Linked DNA regions of Homo sapiens: region 1 is linked to region 2. Evidence: read pairs that join two places in POLR2A ChIA-PET (ENCODE). Cell type or tissue: HepG2. All regions are shown on one strand. Links, peaks and the distances in the headings refer to the core of each region. The heading gives the core; the rest is flanking DNA. Region 1 overlaps TTC6 (tetratricopeptide repeat domain 6). Region 2 overlaps SEC23A (SEC23 homolog A, COPII component).

Region 1 (8,798 bases), core at 2,273-7,272, 1.4 Mb after region 2:
AATTTTAAAGACATAATGCAGTAGCAGTATTCTGTGTACTAATAAGATATTTGTAGCTGCAGCCAAGAACAGTAATAGAATCTTCTTGCTTCTGTCATTCTCAAAAAAGACCGTGTCTCATATTTTTTCTTTCTTTCTTTCTTTCTTTGGGTTTGGGGCTCAAGTTCCCTTGTTACTGCTTTTGCTGTCAATGTCCCTGCCACAGCAAAGTCTGTATAATGGACAAAATATCTTAAACTTAAATATGACCCCATCTAGCTTAGCTTCCTGCCAGGGACAAGTCATAGTGAATCAATGGGCTGTCCTGGGCATGGTTCCAGCTCAGTGTCTTGGATGAGACTGCCTGGGGTGGAATCCCAGCTCTGCCATGCATTAGCTCCAGAACACTGTGCCAATCTTTTTTAACTTCACTAAAGCTAGAAGGCCTCCACGTCAGACAGGACTTTTATTAGTATCTATTGACCTGATAGGGTTGTCATGGGGACAAAAATGCATGTAAAGTGTGTCCCATAGAGTTTGGCACACAAGAAGCACTTACAAATCTCTATGATTGGGAAGACATAGAAAATAAAGTTTTTAAAAATGTTTCAAGAGAATGACTTTCACTGAAAATATAGAATTCTTATAAATAGTAACATGCTGATCTTCTTAGAATATAAATGCACTTTTGCTGTAATTTACTACTAATAATACTAAACTGTAACAGAAAAAAGAGTTTTTCACATAAAATGCCTGTTCCTTTAACACTAAATAATCACGAAACCTTTGAAGGGGAAGGCTCCTAGTGACGTTATTACTGAAGTCTTCAGCTAATGTTCTCTGAACCAGTTTCTGGGATCATGGCTCAGTTTCCTTCACTTTGAAAAGAGGATAAGACAGAAAATTCAAAAATTCAAATGGAAAATTCAAACAAAATGCAAAGAAGTTGAATAACACCCCAGTGTTTTTGTGTTATAATACATGACACCTTATGCACTGAAATATTATCCATAATAAACTACTCTTACATATGTAATGTAACCCAAATTGCATTTGGGAAAAATGTTACTCTTGTTTTGGTTCACCTACTTCCATTGTAATGTCGTAGTTCTGGCCAAGGACGCTCCGTATGAGCTCTTTGATGGTCTGGTCGGAGGCCAGCTGGGCCTCGGACTGCAGAGAGGCGATGATCTCTTCGATGGACGTGGGGATCACGCGGGAGGGCAGCAGCGCCTGCCAGGCGGCCTCCCGCGCGTCGCTGGGCGGCCAGCTCTCCTGTTCTCCCTGGGCTCCTAACCCCGCCGCTTCCCGCGCCTCGCGGGCCCCGCTCTCGCTCACGAAGTTGCTGCGGATCCTCACTTTCCTCCGCCCGCTGCTGGCCTCCATGTAGCCGTCCTCTGCGGAGACGGAGCTGGCCTTCCTCTCTTTGGCCATGCAGGGCCCTGCGAGAGGAGCTACCTCCTGGCTCTGTTCGCGCTCCCTTCCCAAGTGGAAGACCCGCCTGGGAGCCGCGTGCCGCGAGCTCTCCAAGACCCCGCGCGCTCTGCGCTTCACGGGTGGCTCGGGCGGAGGCAGCAGGACCACGGGTCTGGCCGTGCCGAACCCCGAGGCGATGACTGGGGGCTTTTTCAGGGCCTGGTGCCGTAGGAACGCGGAGCTCCGCAAGTAAAAGTCCCGGGGGCGAAACGACCGGGTCTTGCCTGGAGCCGCCGCCTCACCCAGGCCCGAGGGACGCGGCGCGCCTCCGAGCACCTCCTGCAGGAGGGCGGCCGCGGACATCGCAGGGCCTTTAAGCGAAGGGTATCTTCTCGACGTCCGGGCTGCGGCGCAGGAAACGCGCGCGGGGCGGGCCGGGCCGGGGGCATGGAGGCTGTGGACTGGGCTTTCATCTACAGCCGGCTTGGAGGCCAACTTCTGCTTGAATCGGAGAAAATCCTTTTTAGTTTCCTGCCGAACTTTCTCAAGCTCTTTAAACATATACGATTCCTCTTTGTATTTCAGGCCAAAGTGTCTCGGGATTGTGGACATCTTGACAAATTTGACCTGTAAAGTAAGCCCCCAAAACAATCACATATGTTGTGTGCGTATATACATAAATATAAAACAAAACTGGAATAAAATTTCAGCTCAGCAAAGCTTCTCATAAGAGAACCTCACCGTGCTCCCTGAGGCACAAGCGGGTAAAATTATCATGTAATTTTATATCCACCTATTGGCCCTTTCACAAGAACCATGAAAAACCTCTAAAACAGTCATTTTTTTCGGTGGAGGCTTCCCAAACCCCTATTGGATTTCTTTTAACATTTCTTTAGACTCTAATTAGTAATGTTCCACTTCCAGGCAAGCAGCATCATACTAAACATAGCTTAGAAAATCCCCAGGACCCCTGCTACAACAGAATAAAGGTCACAAACTGTGGCCTGAGGCCTGGATCATTCAGCCCATATAGTTCAGAGTATTTCAACAATTTTTTCTTTTTTTGAGACAAGATCTCGCTCTGTTGCCCATGTGACTGGAGTACAGTGGCATGATCATGGCTTAGTGCAGCCTCGGCCTCCTGGGCTCAAGCGATCCTCCCACCTAAGCCTCCTGAGTAGCTGCGACCAAATGTGGTACACCACATCCAGCTAATACTTTAATTTTTTGTAAAGACTCAGTCTCCTTGTGTTGCCCAGGCTGGTCTCTAACTCCCTGGGCTCATGCCATCCTCCCACCTCAGCCTTCCAAAGTGTTGGAATTACAGGCATGAGCAACCATGTCTGGCTTACTTCCACAATCTTAATTCATAGCCAGCTATTTTAAATTGGAAGATTTTCATAAACCAATTCAGATTTGCAGTTTCTCTGAAAAAAAAGAAAAATGAAGGGTCTGTCAGTGCAAGGGCCAAATCCCAGTTCTTGTGGCTAGACAGCTGTTTCCCCTTCTCTCTCCAGCTGGTCCCAGGTGTCCCCTTCCTTACCCAGCTCACTCCCTCCAAGTGTCACCTGAGCCACAGCAGTGTGTAGGAAGGGAATGGGGGAAGCCTCAGAGCAGGCTGCAGCTAGATTATGAGGCCTTCAGTGCCACTCTCTGTACTTTTTCTGTGAGCTACTGGAAACCACTCAAAATTTTTAGCAGAAAAGTAACTTGATATATTGACTAGAAGAAAGAATAAAGGCTGGCAGGACAAGTAAGAATCTGGTAGCTGGAGCCTGAGTCTGACCTTGATAATGAAGCACAGTAAAAACAGAGACAAAGCAAGGTAAAACTGACAGGACCTGGCCAATGATTAGGAATGAATGGGAGCAATGAAAGCTCCTTCAAAAAATAGGGACTTTGAGTCAGCCTAATGAAGTCTTAGTCATAATAAAACTTCTGTTATTCACTGAACTGTACACTTTAAAATGGTAAAGAGGACAAATTTTGTTATGTGGATTTTAACTACAATTTTAAAAAATTCTGTTATTCAGCAGGGCCAGCTAGCTATGATCATAAGTAGATTTTGAGATCTTGAAAGATCATTACACAAAGCCAGGCTAGCAGTAAATATAAATAGGGAACCGATGGCAGGTTCTGTGGCACACTTACCTGTGTGAGGCGGGAGGGGCAAGAGTAATCAGAGAGTTAGAAAAACGAAGAGGACAGTGTTCCACAGAACACACCAAGAGGAGCATTTCAAGAAATCAGGGTAAAACAATGAAAGTAAAACAAAATACAATGAACTAGAAGTCTTTAGAGAATACCTAAGGTCAAGTTTCTTTGAAAATAAATAAAACAGTAAGGCAGAAACACCTCTGGAATGTCATCATTATTTCCAGATATGATTATCTACTGAAAACACAGACACTAGAACTCTAATAGGATTCTGCAAGAGATTTGAATTTAAAATATATATATATGTATATATCCCCCAATAATTTCTTTGTACCAAAATGGTCCTATCAAAAACATAATGGACTCTAGCCTGGGCAACAGAGCCCCTGTCCTTATTTAAAACAATTTTTTTACTATAATGGTAAAATTTCATTTGTAATATTTTTTAAAGTAAGTATCTAGGCATAAACCTAACAAAAAAATGTACTGAAACTAGGTGATTAAATTTTTAAAATTTTACTGAAGGACATTGAAGAAAGATTCAACTAAATAGGAAGTTAATGTTCCTTGATGGAAAGACCAAATATTTTAATTATATCAGGTCTTCCCAAAATACTGGTTTGGTTTCATGCCAGTGCAAAACTCTGAAAATGATATTTTGAACTTTGAAAGGTAATTCTGAATTCATTTGAAATAATAAACAGGCTGGATTAGCCAAAAAAAAAAATGGAAAACATAAATGACAAGGGAGCACTTGTCCCTCAATGAAGAGCAACCAGATAAATAAAAGGTTTACAGATAAAAGAATTAGAACTGAAAAACTGCTGCTAAAATCAATAGCTACACTGAGAAAGTGAGAAAAAGGATTAAATATAATATTAGTTATATTATAAAGGCAGCATTAAATTGATGATAAAAGAATTTTTCAATAAATTGTGCTGAGACAACTGGACAACTATTTGGTGCAATTTTTTGGTGTATTTCATGACATGTACCCAAATAAATCCATATGGACTTAAAACTTAAATGTGGAAAATATATTTTTATTTTACTTTGCATTTTTATCACTTATCTACATTTCTTAGTTGGACTCATATCAATTCATGAAATAATTATCTTTATAATTGTAATTATTCATTTATCATGATGTTTGATAGTATGAAGAAAATCTCCTGTTTATCCCCCAAATATAGTCGTATTGCGTTTAACTGAAGACCCTGCTACACGAAGAGCTCATCATATCTGGGAATCAATAGGCTTTCTTTCTTTACCTAGCTCCATGACTGACTAGACCTTGGACAATTCAATTCTATCCATACCAAGGGTTCATATTAAAAAGTGAAAATAATCTGTTGCCAGTTTTCCAGGCCATAGGATATGAACATTAGAAATTATTTCTAAAGCCCTTAAGCAAGTTTCCCTACTTTAAAAAATGCTGTATAATCCCCCCGCCCCGCATAGTATTTTGGCTCTTATTGTTTGCACAGGTGGCAATATGTTCATATCAACACTATCTGCATTTCTTCCTGCAAAAGGTTGAAAGGTAGTAACTGGAACAGAGCACAGACCAGAAGTACATTAGTACCTGATGAGAATCTGACTTGACTCTCCCACTTGCACTTCCCTTTTATTTCTTAGTTCCTGCTTTCCCACTTCTCCCAGGCCTTTGGTTTGCTATTGAAGTTTAACAAGTGTTCATTGTTTAACACTTCTCAGTACATTCCCATGAGTTCTTAACAGGAAAGTTGCTCTTTCTATCTAAAATTAAACCAACAGGAAATAGAACTTCTAAATTCAACAGGAACTTCTATTGTGCGTTCAAGATGAGTGGTATACCAGTGCTTCATGGGCCAGTCCATCAAAGCTAAGTGCCTTTATTCCCCCACCCACTCCTACAACACAAAATACATAAAATGACTTTTAAACATTCATTCTCATGAGAAAATAGCATGTTCTCTTTTTCATAGGAGCAATTTACTAAGAGAGACTAGTTCTAGTTTGGCAATACCAAGGGAAAAATAATGTAGTTGTCTCTAAAGGAAAAAGTATTCATCTACATGATGTGTCAAATAGGCAGCTCACAAACCAGGTTGATTATGTTTACCCTACACTTTAAAACGGGACAGAATGCTCTTAAAATCTGTCTATGCCTTTTCCTTTCTCTTCTGCCAGAAGGTTCAAGGCCTGAGCAGTGAAGCAGTCAGAAGGGTCAAGAGCCAGCCTTTTCTTCTCTCTCACAAGACCAGGTCAGCCATCAGAAGAAAGTTCTCCAGCCAAAAATGGCTAAAGACTCAGGCAGGGCTGCACACTTGAATTCTCTAGACCATTGCAGGTTACTCTCTGGTTCTTGCAGTTGTGTCTATTTCTCCTGTTGGAACGGAAAATCCAAAACTTTGCTCTAGACTGTAACTAAAGTCAAAATAAATGGAGCAGATTACCACATGACTTGGTTCCAAGCTACACAAACCCACCTCAAAAAGGGAAAGCAGTCTGCATATGTTAGGCCTAGCTCATCAGAGTATTACATTAGGAATGGGCCCAGAAAGTAATATGAATTACCAGACCTTGACCTCTTCCTATATGTAGTCAGGGGACCACACTGAGAAGGATAACCTTTTAAGAACAAGATTTGGGTTTTCCTAGGTCCATAATCAAATATCATCTCAACTGACATACCTCCTAAACTTCAGGCCAATGTCAATTTCCAATGCACAGTACTAAAGTTCCAAAAGAAACTTCTTAACCCAAGGACAATCTATCTCATTTAGTAAAATCTTCAGCCTTGCAAGGAAAACAAAAATATTCTGAAAACAATATTTGCTTCTGAAATATCAGTGGGAGAAATGAGATCTGTTTGTGTCCTCATTGTCATTTACCAAAAAAAAGCCTCAAAAGAAATATATAAACATATTAATAATTTTGCTAAGAGAATGGGAAAACAGTGATTTTTTTTCTATTTTTCTGCACTTTCTATACTTGTTTAGCTGCCTTTAATCCTGTTAATATCAATAATAGTAAAAACCACTTACATGTGCTCATTTAAAAGGATATAGAAAATAGAGAAAAAGCTATTTTTCAGGCTCAGAAGAGGTTTCTCTCTGAGCTATTCAAAAGCTCACAGAAATTTCAATAACTATAAAAGCTCAGCCCTTTATAACAGTCACTTAGAATATGCCTATATCCCTTGTGAATATACTTACATTCAAAAATACATACATATATAAATACATAACAGCTAATGAAACAACAAAATACTCCCCTGCGTTTTTCTTCTCCCCACTTTCTATCTTCACTTCTTGGACTCCCTTTAATTGCTTAAAAAGCCAAAATTTAAAAATAAAATGTGGCCAGGTGCAGTGGCTCATCTTGCAATCCCAGCGCTTTGGGAGGCCAAGAAGGGAGAATCGCTTGAGCCCAGGAGTTCAAGACCAACGAAGGCAACATAAGGAGACCCTGTCTCTACAAAAAGTAAAAAATTAACCGGGCATGTTGGTACATGCCTCTGGTTCCAGCTAGACAGGAGGCTGAGGTAGAAGGATTGCTTGAGCCCAGGAGGTCAAGGCTGCAGTGAGCCATCATTGTGCCACTGCACTCCAGCCTGGGTGACAAAGACTCTGTCTTAAATAAAAATAATTTTTTTTAAGAATAAATAAAAATAAAATGATGCGTGTGTATGTTTAATGGTCATTGTACTTTTGACATGTTAAAATATTGCCTGCTGTCAGTTTCAAAAGCAATTTGTTGGAGAGCCATAGATGCATCTTTTTTTTTTTTTTTTTTGAGATGGAGTATCACTCTTCCGCCCAGGCTGGAGTGCAGTGTTGAGGCAGAGTATCACTCTGTCGCCCAGGCTGGAGTGCAGTGGCGCGATCTTCGCTCACCGCAAGCTCCGTCTCCCGGGTTCACGCCACTCTCCTGCCTCAGCCTCCTGAGTAGCTGGGACTACAGAGACCCGCCACCATGCCTGGCTAATTCACAGATGCATCTTTACAGATCAATTCCTCACAGCAACATATAAAGTCTGGAGAAATTTTTTTTATTGACCTAAGAATTCTTCAGAGTAAACAAAAGCAGGAAGATTGTAGAGGAAAGTCAACATTTGTGTAAACTGGCCTGGAGAGAAGTTTCCAGGTTTATTGTGGTTTTTCTTCAAACACAGTCCATAACTGCAGAAATGGCATAGTGCAAGTGTCAAAAACATTGATAGGAAGCCCTTCATCATTCTAGCCAGAAGAATCAGGGAAAGGAGCCCAGACAACAAACATCACTGAGAAGTGAGAGAGAAATTCCAGAAGGAAGAGACCCAGAGAAGATAATCCCCAAATTCTATCTAAACCCCACACGTCTCCGACTGACCTTTGATTCACGTATATGCAGGACAAACTCAAAGTAGCACAGTAAAGGCTTAAAGAGCTGAACTGAACCACCAACCACAGAGTAAGACAAGACTTACAGTGAGTTTAACTGACTGGTGAAATGCCTGCTAAATGGAAAATAACAACATTCTTCAGAAAGGATATGACAGAACCTAGACTCTACATGACAAAACATTCACAATGTCCAGGATATAGTCCAAAAATACTTGGCATGAAAAGCCTTGGGAAAATTGAATCATTCTCAGAGGTAAACATAATAAACAGATTCCAGTCCAGAAATGACTCAGGTGTTGAGATTATTAGAAAAGGACATTAAAGCAACTCTTATAACCATGCTCAATCAAGTAAAGGAAAATATGCTAGAGATTAATAAAAAGAAAAAGAAAATTGAACAGATCCCAGTCCAGAAATGACTCAGATGTTCAGATTATTAGAAAAGGACATTAAAGCAACTGTTATAACTATGCTCAATGAAGTAAAGGAAAATATGCTAGAGATTAATAAAAAGAAAATCTTGGCAAAGAAATTAAAAAAATAAAAATAGAAATTTTATACCTGAAAATATATTTTCAAAAAAATTTGATTAGGAAAATGGAGATGTCAGAGAAAAGAGTAACTGAGTTTAAAGATAAATGCACAGAAATTATCCATTATAAGAAAAGACAAAAAAGAAAGCCTGATATCCCTGTAAGGATAATACCAAAAAGCGCTAACATTCAGATAATTAGTATCCCAAGGAAAAAGGAGAATGATTGCTCCACTGCACTCCAGCAGCCTGAGTGACAAAGAGAGAATCTGTCTCAAAAAATAAAAAATAATTATGTTTGAGAACTTCCTAAATTTGAAGAAAGACAAATTTATAAATTCAAG
Region 2 (8,798 bases), core at 1,617-6,616:
GGTAAGTTTAAATAGCAGGTCTTGGAAATTATTTCTTTGTGTATTTATTGTTTATTATTTTAGTGAAAGCTACATTTTTTTCCTGTGTATTTAGTAATGGTTTCTGTTGGAAAAGTAATGTAAAAATGAGAGTAGAAAACAGAATTAATATTTGGCGACACCATAGGACAAAAGTGATCCTATCAAATAGACTCCAAGTTTAGCACTATACCCTTGAGACAAAAAGCAATGAAGTGTGTAAGACAGGAAGTGGTGACTCCAGTTTAATGCTAGGTTGTGAACCACAAAAGGCCACGATAAGCCAAGAGAGGCCAGGGATCATAGTTGAGAAGGAGGGGCAGGAACCCTGCAAATCATTATTGATATAGTTTAATTTGGTAAAAGTCCTGCTGGGTGTGGTGGCTCATGCCTGTAATCCCAGCTGCTCAAGAGGCTGAGGCAGGAGGATCACTTGAGGCCAGGAGTTTGAGACCAGCCTGGGCAACATAGCAAGACTCCATCTCTTAAAAAAAAAAAGTGTTAACCTCTTGGTATAACATATCAACATTTATTGAGTGTCCAGTATGTTTAGGACTTTGTATTGGCTCTTTAGGGTGCAGTTATTACCCATGCCTTTGGAGAGCTTGTAGTCTAATATTAGAGATAAAATACATACCTAAGTAAATTACAAGGCAGAATGGGATATTTGTCCTTAGAAAGCTATGAAGTATTACAAAGGTTAGAAGAGGAAGATGGCAAGAGGTCACATAGTGGTAGCAGGAAGAGGGTGTGTAATCAGAAAAGAGCTCAGAAAAAAGAAACATTTCATTTAAAGAATGGTTATTTCAGTAATTGGAAATTGCATGAGGAAGGGAAATCTAGGTAGAGAATAGTATGGGCTAAGATAAAAGACTACATGCAGAGCTGACTAGAAGAACATAAAACGGAAATGTGTTGTACAAGTAAATTGTGGAGGATCTTGAATGTCAGGTTGAGGAGTGAGAAGTTGAGTATTTATTTGGTAAGTAATGGAGAGTCATTGAAGGTGGACAGAGGGCAGATTTGAGTCTTAGTATAGTTGAATCTTAAGATTAAATGGAAGCAGTCTGTAGGTTGAAAGTATATTTACGAAAATAATCCAAGTGAGAGGGAGTAAAGGCAAGATGGTGAAAGGAATAGATTTGGGAGATATTTTAAAAGTAGACTCAATAGGACTTGATTAGAAGTTGCAGGAAAGTAATTATTCCAGGGCATGGCAACTATGCACAAAATCTGAATTCTGATTGAATCCTGGATTAAAGGGAGAGAATAGCTATAAAGAACATAATTGGGATAATTTGTGAGATTTGAATATAGATCATATATCAGATAACTAGTACAGAATTATTAAATTTCTTGAGAGTGATAATGGTGTGGTTATGTAGGAGATTCTTCTTGATCTTAGGAGATACATCCTGAAGTATTTAGGAATAAAATGTCATGATGGCTTCAACTTCCAGAAGTTATTCAACAAAAAGAAGAAAAAAGGAAAAATAATGTAGAAACATAAAGCATACGTGGCAAAATGTTAACAGTCAGTGAATGTAGGTATGCTATATGGGTGTTTATTGTACTTCTCTCTCAACTTTAATGTAGTCTTGAATTTTTAAAAAACAGGTGAGGGGAAACAGGGTATTTTGGGGTTTTAAGCCTGAGTGACTAGGAAAACATATGTCAATAAATGGGAGAGTGGAGAGAAATTGTTTGGTTTAGACACTGAGTTTGAGGTACTATCTAGAAGGCCTTATTGAGCCACAATAAGATGACCATATTGATTATGGCCATGTTGAGTGGGCTGTTGGCAATTTGGGTTTGATGGTCAGGGCAAGAATGAGAAAGGTGATAAAGTCATCACAGTAAATGCTTGTCTGAAGAGAGAGTAAAGAGGTAAAGGAGAGATGAGACAAAAACTTCAGGGGAGTACAAGTGGTAGGAGTGTTTAGTGAATTATCAGAGAGGCAGAATGAAAAGAATAGTATGTCATAAAAGGTGACTTTATAGAAGGAAGAAGAAGGAGGTAACAAACTGACATGCCGCAGACAGTTGAAGAGGGATACAGAGTGAGAAAAGGTGCTTGGATTTGATGGCTAGGAGGTTATTCGTGGCATTGTGTAAGCGGCTTTAGTATGGTGGTTGAGTAAGAAGATAAATTTATAAGGAATTAGTGGGTGAGAAAGAAGCGGAGGTCGAAAGTATAAATGATTCTTTTGCAAATTTAACCTGAGGATAAGCAGTAGGATAGGCAGATGATTGTTATTACGGTAAGGGCACAGAACTTATTTGGAGACCAAGCATAGGAAAGACACAAAAGAACAGATATTTAAGATCCTCAGGAGACAATATGATCATAAGCAGTATATGGACGTTAAGCATTGGTAAGGAGGCAGGGCACTTATTTCTGCAAAAGCAAAAGGTAAGAAGGGTGAAGACAGAAAGGTTTTTAGGTGGAGTGAAAACTCACATTGGATAATTGCCTGTTTCTTTTCAATAATATGAGATTATTTAGGAGTGAAAAAGGCTGGAGTTAGGGGCCAAAAAAACTAGAAAAGATTAAAAACAGTTCTAAAGAATACAAAAATCAACTGAAGATTAATAAAACGCTTTTGCAGCAGTGGTGAGGGCCTATTTTATTTACTAAAAATATCTAGAGCATGCTTCCATAATGTTCTTTTTTTTTTTTTTTTTTTTTTTTTGAGACGGAGTCTTGCTCTGTTGCCAGGCTGGAGTGTAGTGACGCGATCTCGACTCGCTGCAACCTCTGCCTCCTGGGTTCAAGCGATTCTCCTGCCTCAGCCTCCTGAGTAGCTGGGACTACAGGCACACACCACCATACTCAGCTAATTTTTTTGGTATTTTTAGTAGAGATGGAGTTTCACCATGTTGGCCAGGATGGTCTCGATCTTCTGATCTCGTGATCTGCCCACCTCTGCCTCCCAAAGTGCTGGGATTACAGGTGTGAGCCACTGTGCCTGGGAGTATCCATGAATAGATTTTAATTGTTTCATGAGGGCGGAACCCTTATGACCCAGTCACCTCTTAAAGGCCCCACCTTTATACTGCCACATTGGGGATTTTCAAAATGAGTTTTGGAAGGGACAGATATTCAAACCATAGCACCGTCCTACAATTGCATGATTGAATTTGTGTAATATCCCTGTCCTGTCATCCCTTTTCCCGCCTCCATTTTTTATGGCATTGCTCCTGTTAGATTATTAATTACTTGAGGCAATAACTGTCATTTTCATTTTTGATTTTCCATAGGACCTTAAACATAGCATATATTGAATACAATAGATCTGGACAGGAGAGAGCAGAGATTAGAATATTGGAAATCTGTGGAGGTGGCTAGGAGTTAAGAGTTTTTGTAATATAGGTAAATAAATTGAATCCCAGGTCCAAAAGTTCTAAAAGTTGGGGAGGTTATAAAAAGTAATCTTGGAAGGGTGGAAGGCTGGTAATGGAAAATGCAGACTCTGCAAGTTACTTGACTTCTCTTTGTTTTCACTTCCTTGTCTATAGAGTTTAATAAAACATGCTTGAAATGGACAGTAATACTCAGTAAATGTTAGCTATTAGTTTTCACTATTATCAATGGAAAAAAAAGTCACTTCTTATATTTAACATGGGAAAGGAAACCTATTTTAAACTCTGAAGTGTAATTGTTACTGCCTGGAAGTAGGGGCATTACAGGCATAAATAAGAGTGCTCAGGTCTTTCTTAAGATTTTTATGAGTAATGATGTCAATATTTTAATAATCATAATATCTAATACACTGAATCTACTGTTTTAGTCACTATGCTTTTAGTGTACTCTCATTTAATTAACTTTTATAAGGTGGATACTAGTAATCCTATATTTCATGAGAGGAAATTGAGGCTCATATAGATTAAGTATTTTATGCAAGATCATGTAGCTAAACTGTGGCAGGGTCTAGATTTTAACCAAGGTCTAACTCCAGACTCTGAATTTTTAATCAAGTTAATTTGATGATTGCATTTAAAGGAAATAACAGTAACCAAGAATTTTACTAAAAATTAATGGACTCTAATAGCTTACAGGATTTTTTGGGGGTCAGAAATCAAGGACCCTATGATAAGTATTATCCATGAACGGCCGTAAGAGGGCACCACTGCAACACTTCTGTGACAGTGCTGGAGGCCTCTGTTGCTGTAGTGCCTCATATACTAAATAATGTAAAGCTTGTACCTTTCTGCCTAATCCTGGATATATTTTAAATAGAAAAAGGGTCCATTTGAAAAGTTGAGATCAGCTAACTGCTAATTTTTTATAAAATCGAATGAGCATTGGTATTTATCATTTCAAGCAGGAGCTCTGTGGTATATAAATTAGGAAATCCTTATATTTTGTCTTGACTAGGAGAAATGGCTCTGAGATTGGGTGACTTGAGATGGAAAACATTGTAAAATGAAAATAAAATCAGGCATAGTTACAGGAAGAAAAAAGTAAGAGCCATGAGGTTGTTACTGGTTTAGGTTACAGTTTTGAGACTTGTGCTTTTCTGTGTTAGCTATGCATATAGAATAAAGAAAAGTATTTCATTGTTATAGATTTTTGAACAGGAGGAACAATAGAAATAGCTAAAACATGTATGTCTACTGTGTGTACTAGGTACTGTTCTGTTTGCTTTATAGAATTTAACTCATTTAATCATTACAACAACTTGTGTAAGATAGGTCCTGTTATTATCCTTGTTTTACACATGGGGAAACTAAGACATAGTTTAAATAACTTATTCAGTCATATGGGTAGGAAGTGGCAGAGCCAGAATTTGAGCCTAGGCATTCTGGATCCAGACTCTATGCCCTTAATCCCAGTAAGGGATTGCCTCCCTTCATTATCAAATCTTTCAAGTTCTTTTGAATAAACATATGATAAAATTGATTTCCCTTTATTCAGGAGAGGTTATGGCATGTTTGTGGCTATGCCAGACTAGAATCACAGGAGCTATAAGTTCTCATCTCACATTTGCCAATAATTTGCTGAAATTACTTAATTTCCCTGTTTTAGACTTTGAATATTTATAATTAATAAGAACTTGAGTATAAGAAGAAAAATGTAAAATTCAGATTAAAAATCTTCTAGAAATACCTTCTCTTGCTGAAGTAAAATTTCATTGTTAATGGATTGGGTTACCAAGATCATTCTGTCAATACAGTTTTTATTAAAATGGATAATAGGAATTTTCCCTAACTCTTGTTAATTACTTGGAACCTACAGAAATCAATTAAAACGACCTGAAAACTTGAGAAGCATAGTTTATTTAAAAAATGATATTATGAGTTTGCTTCCTTCCAGCTGGGATTTCTCTTAAAATGCCAGGGAGAAAGGGTCTGGAGGTCAGGCTTTCTTTTAAAAGCACCAAGCCTCTAATTCCATTGTTAGTCTTCGTGGTGACTAGCCGCCATCCTGATTCATCTCATCTCATAGCATAAACTCCTATGTGATCCCATCAGCCTATGAATAAAGACACTCCTATTATCAGGGAATTCTAAGGATGTAGAGTCTCCCTCCCAGCAACCAGGGACGGAGGCCAGTTAGATTCTTTTTATTTAATAGGACCATAGGCATTTCAAATGATTTCCTTGTCTATTTTAAACATTTGTGTATAAATTCCATGATATCACCCTATGCTTTAATCATAACAAATATCTTTTTTCCTCTAGGAGTCTGGAGCACCTATTCTTACAGATGATGTTAGTTTACAAGTGTTTATGGATCACTTGAAGAAACTTGCTGTGTCCAGTGCTGCTTGAAGTGCTAATAATGTTAAAGACACTTAAGAAGATGAAATAATATTCAAATTTCATTTTTTCCTTTTTCCATTTATCTGTGGAAACCAACAGATATTGCTCTATATTTTTTGTATTAGTATGGTTTGAGACAACATATGGAAAATGTTCACATTTGTAGATTAAGCTGGAATTATAATGAGAGCAATAAGAACAAATTTATTTTGCTTACCACAGTGTTATAGCTGGTTCTAGAAATTTGAAGTCTTTATAACTTAATTATGTTTAATAAAAAATAGAGTCTGCCTCGTACTACAGATGTAACTCATTTGTATATTGCAGACAGACCCAAAGTGGCACTGAATTTTCTTGCTCACCTTTTAAAAACTTGTTCCTTAATTTTAGCCAGAAAGCAAAAAAACAATAGTAATGATAAATGTGAACATTTTTGCTTATTCATTGAATATTTTTCTGTAATTTTCAGCACTTATGTATACACTTTTTCTGTACTTACTAGGTTAAGGCAGATTTATTTTTATGATTTGTTTAGGAATTATTTGATTTTATAATGGTAATTTTCATGATGATAATGTTTTTGGTTATTTGGAAAGATAGTTTAGAGATGAAAGGTTTTTTTGGGTAACAATCCCGCAGCTGACAAAAAATGTGAAATTTCCACAAAATATCCAACTTATGTGACTAAACGCAGTAGTTTTTTTAAAAGGGGAGATAGAAAATAAATGGTTTTGTTGGAGTGCATTTTAGTAAGCCTTTGCAGTAAAATGACGGTTGTAACTACTAAACCAAATTTAGTTTTCACAGCATGGTTTTGTTGTTTTCCCCTTGTTTTTCAGAGGTAAATTTTGCATTATATCCTTCAGTATTTTAACACTATTTTGGCAGTTTACACATTACTTTTTGTTTTTCCTTCCTTTTTGTGAAATGTATTAAGTTGTGGTTCTTATTGAAACAGTATTATATAATGTTTGCTTAATTATATCATGTGATGCTCAGTTCTATTTTGATTTATTCATTAGTATTCACTTTTACCTTTAAAGTTTACTTGTAGCAAATATGTTTACATTGATAAAGCCAGATATGTTTTGACAATGAAATTTACATATCAAGTACTGCAAATAAAAGGTGGTGCTATGATATATGCTTAGGAGGACAGTTTTAATGATTGTACTTGCATGAACACAATCATATGATGGTAAAGCAGAAACTTAAGAAAAAATTGTTTATGTGTTATATTCAATTAGCTTAAATAAGTTGCTTTGTTATATTTTATTTGAATTGAACTACGCTAGGCCTAAATGCCAATAAAATATACTTTTCACTGTTTTTCTGGCTATTTTGAAATCTAGTAAAACCTGAGAAGCCTAATGTAAAATTAGAGTATTTAAAATCATTAGATTTAAAAGCTACTCATTTAAAAAATAACAACTTTAAGATATAATTCACACATCATACACTTCACCCACTTAAAGTGCACAATTTAATAGTTTTGAGTATTTTCGTGAAGTTATGTATGTAACCACATCACCACAATCAATTTTAGAGTATTTTTTATCACTCCCAATAGTTACTCATTTTTGTTGTAAGGCTAGTGTGTTTTTAAAAAGGGAGATAGAAGTTCATGTAGTTTTTTGTTGTTGTTGTTGTTTGAGACAGAGTCTTGTTCTGTTGCCCAGGCTGGAGTGCAGTGGCACAGTCTCAGCTCACTGCAACCTCCACCTTCTGGGTTCAAGCGATTCTCCTACCTCAGCCTCCCAAGTAGCTGGGATTATAGGCGCCTGCCACCACACCTGGCTAAGTTTTGTATTTTTAGTAGAGATAGGGTTTCACCGTATTGGCCAGGCTGGTCTTGAACTCCTGACCTCAAGTGATCCACCTGCCTTAGCCTCCCAAAGTGCTAGGATTACAGGTGTGAGCCACTGCACCCAGCCAAGTTCACGTATTTTGAATTGAGGAAAGACATTGTAATGATGACACCTGTTTAATTTGCTTGGCCTCTTAAGTTATGTTCTTTAAGTGCTTGGCCTCTTAAGTTATGTTCTTAAGTGTTGTGCCATTGTTTCTTGTCTTGGTACTTAGCCCTAAACTGTCCTCTACTTCTAAATCAGTTACAGCTGAATTTAGGGATAAGGATGAACAAATATACCCTTTTAGTTCACCATTTAAAAGCAATCACCTGGGATCATTTTTGTGTATAATGTGTCTATTTCTAAATTATTATCTACCTACATAGACTGTTGAATGTTTAGCCCTGTCTTAGTTCTTTTGCGCTGCTAGAACAAAATACCCTAGACTGGGTAATTTATAAACAATGGAAATTTATTTCTCACAGTTCTGGAGGCTGGGAAGTCCACAATCAAGGTGCACCATAGAGTTGGTGTGTGGTGATGGCTCTCTGCTTTGTAGGTGGCACCTTCTATGCGTCCTCACATGGAGAAAGGGAGGGAGGTGAACAAGCTTCCACAGACACCTTTTGTAAAAGCAGTAACCCCATTCATGAGGATGTACCCCTCATGCTCTAGTCACTTCCTGAAGGCCCCACTGATCTGGGAGGGAGGCAGAGAAGTGCCAGGAAGGGAAGGGCGTGGTCCTTGGCTAGGGCTTCACCCTCAGGCCTGTGCCTACAGACCTAGGTGAAGACTAGCATTTCTGTTTTCCTGCCCAAATGTTGCATTTCCCAAGACCACTGTGGCCCACCATGCCCCCATCCTGTGCTTTTAAGAACCCCAAGACCCTAGCGGGCACAACACATGCAGCTGGATATCAAGAGGAATGCATTGGCGGAAGAACACAAAAGCAGCAGGACGTCGAGAGGGGCATGCCGGCAAAGAGCACACCGGGAGACTCCAGTAGACACCGGCAGGCCAACCAGTGGAACGACACAGAGTTTGGCTGGGGTGGCCGGAGGAGGGCCCGGGCTGCTGAGCTGCCTGACTCCAGGGGAAAACCACCTCCCCACTCCATCTCCCTTCTGGCTCCCCATCCATCTGCTGAGAACTTCCACCCAATAA

The links. ChIA-PET counts read pairs that join two places held together with the same protein. Peaks named below come from ENCODE experiments on the same cell type or tissue, not always from the same donor. Only the 100,000 strongest peaks of a DNase experiment are listed, where the experiment ranks them.
Region 1: POLR2A ChIA-PET joins it to region 2 with 5 read pairs; 1 of 35 experiments calls an interaction of 5 or more read pairs at or near these places.

Annotation. Positions count from the first base shown.
Region 1 is chr14:37,615,274-37,624,071 of GRCh38, reverse strand. It overlaps TTC6 (tetratricopeptide repeat domain 6), which reads right to left. Exons shown (of 33, transcript NM_001310135.5): 3 at 1,069-2,022. The coding sequence starts at 2,007. Among named protein-coding and RNA genes, the nearest start is that of TTC6, 24 kb to the right of the region's middle. In HepG2, for the core only: no CTCF peak of the experiment used is centred there; DNase peaks (open chromatin) are centred at 5,251 and 7,020.
Region 2 is chr14:39,030,234-39,039,031 of GRCh38, reverse strand. SEC23A (SEC23 homolog A, COPII component) reads left to right here. Exons shown (of 20, transcript NM_006364.4): 19 at 1; 20 at 5,704-7,113. The coding sequence ends at 5,793. Among named protein-coding and RNA genes, the nearest start is that of SEC23A-AS1, 69 kb to the left of the region's middle. In HepG2, for the core only: a CTCF peak has its summit at 4,138 (motif pointing right); a DNase peak (open chromatin) is centred at 4,141.